Regions from separate parts of the Homo sapiens genome. Here region 2 is linked to region 1. Evidence: chromatin contacts called from ENCODE Hi-C or POLR2A ChIA-PET data. All regions are on one chromosome and are shown on one strand. The core of a region is the stretch at or near the end of the contact, and the rest is flanking DNA. Distances in the headings are between cores, read along the strand shown. Region 1 overlaps TBCD (tubulin folding cofactor D). Region 2 holds the start of RAB40B (RAB40B, member RAS oncogene family).

Evidence for each region. Hi-C counts contacts between places; a loop is a spot of excess contacts on that map. ChIA-PET counts read pairs that join two places held with the same protein, here RNA polymerase II (POLR2A). Pooled maps may share reads with other maps.
Region 2: a map with no recorded cell type shows a loop between it and region 1 (6-fold over the local background). The contact joins the promoter of RAB40B here to the enhancer-like site in region 1. A Hi-C loop is called at or near these places in 14 of 37 single-sample maps with no recorded cell type and 9 of 50 pooled maps. POLR2A ChIA-PET finds 5 or more read pairs at or near these places in 3 of 52 experiments (B cell, T-cell and WTC11).

The regions. Positions count from the first base shown.
Region 1 is chr17:82,862,280-82,865,643 of GRCh38, forward strand. All of the region lies in intron 13 of TBCD (tubulin folding cofactor D), which reads left to right. Among named protein-coding and RNA genes, the nearest start is that of ZNF750, 24 kb to the left of the region's middle. RefSeq lists an enhancer at 1,749-2,258 and a silencer at 2,549-2,628. Within about 2 kb of position 1,817, at least 17 of the 41 ENCODE cell types and tissues checked have a DNase peak (open chromatin) inside an H3K27ac peak, as active enhancers do; they include B cell, where a contact is called at or near this core.
Region 2 is chr17:82,696,871-82,700,234 of GRCh38, forward strand. RAB40B (RAB40B, member RAS oncogene family) reads right to left here and starts at 1,828. Exons shown (of 6, transcript NM_006822.3): 1 at 1,585-1,828. The coding sequence starts at 1,726. RefSeq lists silencers at 1,557-1,986, 2,007-2,396.

The sequences.
Region 1 (3,364 bases), core at 567-3,066:
TTGTCAGATTTTTATGCAGGGGGGCTGCATAATGTCTCCCTGGAGAGCCTCAGCCTCTGTGGAAGAGTTGGGTCAGGAGAAGCCTCTCGGCGGAGGAAGCCGGAGGGAGAAGCCTCTCGGTGGAGGAACCTTCACCCAGAGACCAGCCTGGGGGTCCTTGGCCCAGACGGGGGAGGTGGGAACATGGCCTTGGGTTCTTTCCTCCTTGCAGTTTGGGTGAATAATGTGTGATGAGGCCTAAGAGGAGATTTATAAAGAGTATAATCTCTCAGTCTTAGAGAAAAGTGTTTCAAAGTATGGGTTCTCAGTGTCTGTATTGAAAAAATAAAAAATTCAGTGAATGGGTAGGTTATTTTTCGATCTGAGGGTTATTTCTAAGCACATGATTTATCTTTAGCACGGGAGGGTGATGCCCCGCCATGTCTTTTTAGCTTAGGGACTGTCTTCTGCCGTGAGTTGGCCTCTCTGCCTGTGCACGTGTGTTGCCGGCCCCGGCTCAGCTGTGGCAGAAGTCAGTCACCTGTGGAGTTATGGAAGTCCAGGCGGCCACCCCAGGCCGGGGCCTCATTCCGTTAAGTAGGGCCAGGTGTCTGTCCTCTCACGCGTCCGAGGTGGCTGCCGGCGTGCGGGTGTGACTGTCGATGAGAGCTCTGAGCTGGGATATCTGGTGACGGCTGCCCCTGCTTGGTCTTGCGGTGTGGCTGGGGAGAGGATTACTGGGTGGAATGTAGCCGTCCGCCTTTTGTGTTGACCTCTTGACCTCCCTTTTGGGAGGCTTATTAATGTCAAAAAGTGAAGATATGAGGATGGGATCGTAATTTCTTTGTGTTGCTTTCCAGTAGCCCAGGGACCAAGCTGTGGGAACCAGGCCTCCATGTGCTGGCCCCACCGTCCTCGTGGTGCCTGTGTCTGTCCAGGCTTAGTCCTCAGATCAGCTGCTTCACCACATTGGCTGCAGGCTGGGTGGCAGATGCCCCCAGGAGGAGGAGAAGCATTTCTTCCCAGGGCTTTGGCCTGTGCTGTGTGCCTGGAACCTTTAGGTGCTGTGGCTTCGCAGACCCGGACGCAGCGTGGAGGCCAAGCGGTGTCTGTACAGGACCCTTCAGTGATGAGGGTGGCCAGGCTCCAGCCAGGTCCTAGGGAAAGCTCTCCGAGAGCGACGGCTTAAGCAGTTCTGAAAAATTGCAAATGATCTGTGTTCTTGGAGAAAGAATGGGAGAGAAGCACTCACTCACAATAATGTTGCACCTACTGTGTGCGGGTAGGGTGCAGGCAGTGTGGTCCAGTGTGAGCGGGGAGGGTGCTGGTTGAGGGGTTAGTGCTCGGGACGCAGCCTTTGGACCCAGTGCCCTCCCAAAACTCTGCTCATCAGTGCCCCTGAGCTCAGCATTGACCCCTGGAGGAACTGGGCGCCTTCCCTGGTCTCAGACTGTAAGCCTCCTCGGGAAGCAGCAGTTGGCTCCTGATGCAGCTGGCCTCAGATCCTGTTGGGAGAGCAGGATTGGTGAGGAACCTGGAGAGGAGTAGGAGGTGCTGCCTGATAGCAGAGGTGGGTGATGGGGGCAGAGAGGGTAGCAGGGGCCCAGTTCAGTCCTGTCTGGTTTTCACGTGGAGCTTTTTATAGAGTTGTGCTTCTCAAGCCTTTCAAATGCCTCACAGCGGCAGTCCGACGTGCAGTCAGTGACAGCTGAGTAGATTACCACCCTCAGGACTAAATGCAAAATCATCTTCACTGGGTGCAGCATTTACAGTTTTGGTGCTGGAACCTCCTAACCAGTGTTCTTAGGGGCTGTCTTACCAGTGAAGGGAGCTGCCTGCTGTTGACGCTCCACAGGAGGTTTGCGGCATGGCTGCCATCTGTGTTGTGGCCTGGGACTTTCTTAGAGAGTGGGTAAAAGATGAGTCATCTCTTGTGTGATTTATCAGCTTCACTTGTGCTTCCAGGGCTCTTTGAAGCGTCTCACTTTTTAATTTCATGAAGAAACAAATGTAGTGCAGAGAACAGAAAGCTGCTGTGTGACCTGCGGGTGCCCAGCCTGTGGGGCTTCCTCATCGCCCCCATCCAGGCAGATCGAGTGCCGGCTCTCTGTGCTCTCCAGGAGGTGGCCTTTCACAGCAGGGACGTTCTGTGCTCTTATTTTAACAACTGTAAGAATCTGAGCTTGGTGACAGTTGGGTGACCCGGGCTCTGTGTCTTCGTGTTGGCCAGGGTGTGTCATACACCTGGCCTGGCCTGCGTGCCTCACGTGTGGTGGGGATTTGTGACTGTCCCCAGCACCTTGACAGAGGGTCCTTGACTCTGCGACCCTGCACAGTGGGTGGTGGCAGGTGGGATCTTGGTTCACAGGCACAGGTGGGGAGAGTTGCTGGGCCAGCGTGGCTGGGTGACTTTCCTGTGGAAAGAGCGGGCTTGGGGCTTGGTGCGTGATCCCACCGAGGCCGGGGTTGTGCTTGGGGCACTGGGGGAGAGCAGAGCAGGTGATGCATATCCGGGCGCCCACCCTAGCAGCACAGGAAGGGCTGGGATCACCACTCCCCGGGGCACCGTGGGGACAGCGGGGGCCTGCTCACTCCCCGGGGCACCGTGGGGACAGCGGGGGCCTGCTCACTCCCTGGGGCACCGTGGGGACAGCGGGGGCCTGCTTGTGTTGGGGGTGGGGCTCCTTGCCCCCCAAGGGCAGGCCGAGCACCAAGTCTGTGCTTGCCCCACTGTGCAGCGTTGCAGGTGCAGCAGACATGAGGCCAGCTGCTGCTCCCTGCAGGCAGCTGAGGGCCTCTGGGAAGGCTTCTCTACAACGTCCTGTGGGAACTGGAAACCCAGATGTCAGTGGAACCAGGTGTTCTGTCCATCACTGCCTCTTACCTCCTAGCAAATTCAACACTGGCGTTTTTTTTTCTGAGCAAGTTGAGCTGCATTTTTGGGACAGGAGCCATGGCTGTGTGTGCTGGTGCTGAAGGGAGGGTCTGCAGGGACGGCCACACGGATGGCTGTGTGTGCTGGTGCTGAAGGGAGGGTCTGCAGGGACGGCCACGCGGCTCTCGGGAGCCGTTTCCTGCGCTCGGGCTCTGCACCGGCAGGCTCCACGCTGAGGGTCCCTCCACATCCACCCCATCGTGGGAGGGAGGCTCAGTGCTCTGCAGGGGCCTGAGCAGTCGGGGAGACACCCCCTGCCCACAGCCACCCTCTCTGGGCTATGTGGGAGGTGCCCACGTTTCCACGCCTTCCTCGTGGAGGGTGTGGCGGGCTGTCTGTGCCGCGGGGGTACTCGGCTGCACTGTGCACAGCCCTCACCGCCCAGTGCCGAAATGGGAAGGCCTGACAGGGCGATGCGGTCTGCACCAGCTACATCTGCAGAAGTCCAGC
Region 2 (3,364 bases), core at 578-3,077, 170 kb before region 1:
GGAAGCTTTTTGTTTTCTTTCCTTCTAATTACACTTCCACAGCCACACGTGGCTCATGGCATCCTACTGGACACCACGGTCCTAGAGACCTGCCACCGAGCGGGGAGGGGGGTAGGACATGCGGGGGCAGCGGCGCCTGGGGACAGGTAGAGACGCAGGCTCCCCTCCTGCCCCACGGAGCACACTCTGCACCCACCAGCTGCCAGAGACTCCCCCGCATGCTGCAGTTTCAGGAGGCCTCTGGGTGCTGGTCGTGAGCCCAAGCCCATCTCAGCTGCTCCCCCAAACTCTGCCCATTCCTCACCCCGTCCCCTAAGCTGAGGTGTGGCCGGGCACCTGAGTCCCACCCCACGCTCCACAGTCTCAGGCCACCCCCTCCAGCCGTGCCACACTCCCTTGGTGCTCACGCCGCCTGCCTGGAGCTGCCCTTAGGGGACAGCCTGCACCCTCTACCGAGCAGCCTCAGATCCCGCTTCCTCCCACCCTCTCCCGCTAAGTTCGTCTCTGGCAGGACCCTGGACCTGGGGCTTCCCAGACCCTTCCCAGGCCCCAGAGCTGACAGGTCCTTCCCACCAAGACTCCATCTCCACGCCCGGCTGCCCTCCTCCGCCCAGGACTCAGAGCGGGTCTCTGTTGGAAGCGTGGGTTCAGCCCCGAGGCGCGGCAGGAAGGTGGGCACAGGCTGGGCTCCTTCCACAGCCTCAGGGTCGGCCTCGTCCAAGCTGTTCCAGGGATGCGCGTGGGTGAAGGCCCCGCCTGCTCCTCACTCCCAGCCGAGGTGTTCGCCTCTGCGCGTTCCCCCTTCTCCTGGGTTCCTGCCCCCGCCTTTCTTTCCCCGGAGCCGTCCACCCCCTCGCCGGGCGCCGGCTTTCAAGCCTCAAACTTGGGGGATCCCCGGGCTGCCTGCCTGGGAGCTCTGGGCGCTCCGGCCTCCCCTCGCCCTGGAACCCGCTCTCCGGCCGCTGTCGTGGGGGGTCCCCTCTTCCGCACGCGAGTCACCTGTGCTCCTTCCTCTCCCCCGGACACGCGGGACCCCTGGCCTCGGGACCGGACCCTGGTCTCCCCTCCCCTCCGACCCACGCGCAGACCCAGCACCTGGGCGCCTGCTCGCCGCGCTCCGCCCCAGGAGCCCCGGAGCTCGCGTCCCCTCCCGCCCCTCCTGCCCCGCGGCCGAACGCGCACTTGCGGACTCGAGCCCCCGCCCCGGGTCCCCACAGCAGCGGCCCCAGGTCGGGAGGAGCCCAGCGCCCGGCCCAGCCGCGGGCTCCCGCTGCGCGCAGACTGCGGAGAAGGATGGAGACTGCGCCGCGGGGCCTCGAGTGGAACTGGGGGTGCAACAGGGACGCCGCAGCACGAGGGCCAGGGCCGGGCGGAGAAAGGCCCGCCCGCGAACCGCGCTCCTCCTCAGCCCCGCGCCCCCGGACCGGGACTCCTACCCTCCCCGGCCACGCGCCCCGGCCTCTTCCCGACCCCTGCCCGGTCTCGCGTCCCCGGACCCGGACCCCCACCCGCACCCCCTCCCCAGCCCCGCGCCCCTCCCCGGCCCCGCGCCCGCACCCCGGCACGCCCTCCGCCCGCGCTCACCCGCCGGGTGGCCGTACGGGGACTCGGCCGCGCCATCCTGCAGGCTCGCCAGGATCTCGCCCTTGCCCACGTCGCTGTCGCCCACCAGCAGGAACTTGAGCAGAAAGTCGTAGGCCCGGACCGGGCTGCCCAGGGCGCTCATCGTGACGGCCCGGCGCCCCCACCCATGCCCGGCCTGCGGGGCTGAGCGCAGAGGCGGCGGCCCGGCCCCGAGAGGCGCCGCGCGGGCCCCGAGTCCTTGCTCGCCTCCGGCCCCGCCCCGCCGCCCAGCGCTGACAGCGCGCATCCCCGCCCGGCCCCGCCATTGGTGGACCGCAGTTGCTAGGGCAGCTGCGCGCTTTCACTGGCTTGGTTGTCCGTCCATCTTACTCTCGTCACCGCCTCCGGGCTGTCGCCCACCCGCCCCTCCTGAAAGGTCGCTGTCACCACAGCCAATGGAGGCCCGGAGACGGGGCAGGGGCGGAGCCAGAACAAGCAGGAGGCGGGGACTCTGCTCCCGCAGCCAATGGCGGGGCGGGGTGGGGGCGATCAGGGGGTGGGGCCGGGTGTTTACACTCTCGCGTGCGCCCGTGAGCGCCACGAACTCGCTCCCACGGTCGTCGGGTCTGCACGCCCCGAGTCGGGAGGGGCGAGGGGCGGTGCAGGGTCCCAGCGTGGGGCCTCCCCACCTGCCCACCAGGGAGACCTCGGGTGCCTGGCCGGGTGGGGCTCGGGGTCGGTCCAGTTGGCGGACGCGGCCGGAAGGCCCCCGCAGGCCGCCTCGCCGGAGGAGTCCCTGTCGCCGTAGAATCCAGGCTCGCGGTCTCTCCCCACGGTTCATCCAGGGCCTCGTCGTTGCCCCATTTACGCGGCGTGCCTGAATGCCTGTGTGTGCACATGCGCCTGTGTACGTGTGCATGTGTTCGTGTGTGTGCATGTCTGCGTGTGCATGTGTGCCTCTGCAGATATCTGCACATGTATGTGTCTGCGTGTGCATGTGTCCCTCTGCAGGTGTCTGCACATCTATGTGTCTGCGTGTGCATGTGTCCCTCTGCAGGTGTCTGCACATGTATGTGCGTGTGCATGTGTCCCTCTGCAGATGTCTGCACATCTGTGTGTCTGCGTGTGCATGTGTGCCTCTGCAGGTGTCTGCACATGTATGTGCGTGTGCATGTGTGCCTTTGCAGGCATCTTTGCATGTGTGTGTCTGCGTGTGCTGCTTCTATGCATGCGCTCCTATGTGTGCGTGCGCTTGTTTGTGCATCCATGCATGTGTTTGCGTGCGTGCTGGAGGAGAGCATTGGGTGGGACCCTCCAGCCTTTTGGCTTCTCCTCTGCTCTAGAGAGCAAGGGTTGCCAGGCCGAGGTCTGCCCTTCGCTCTGAGGGTCTCACCAGGTGCACATTGGTTTATTTGGTGCAGAATTCAGGCAGCAGGCAAAGGGCGAGCTCCGTCCAAGAAGAAGGATAATGCCCCCACTACTTCATCCCCTCCACCCTGCGTTGTGTAGGGAACTGCTCTAGACCCCATTAGAAGTTTTTTGTGGGGGAGGAACAGAAGAGGGAGCGGAAGAAGAATTACAAAAGAGACTGAAGTCAAGATTATTATATTTGTCATTTGCATTCATTTGGACCTAGAAAATGTTTACTTTGGAATGCCAATTTAGTTTGCAACACCTGTTATTCATTGGTTGATTAGTTGCTTTAGTTACTAATGCAGCCACATTTTTTTTTTTTTGAGACAGAGTCTTGCTCTGTTGCCCAGGCTGGAGTGCAGTGATGTAATCTTGGCTCACTGCAACT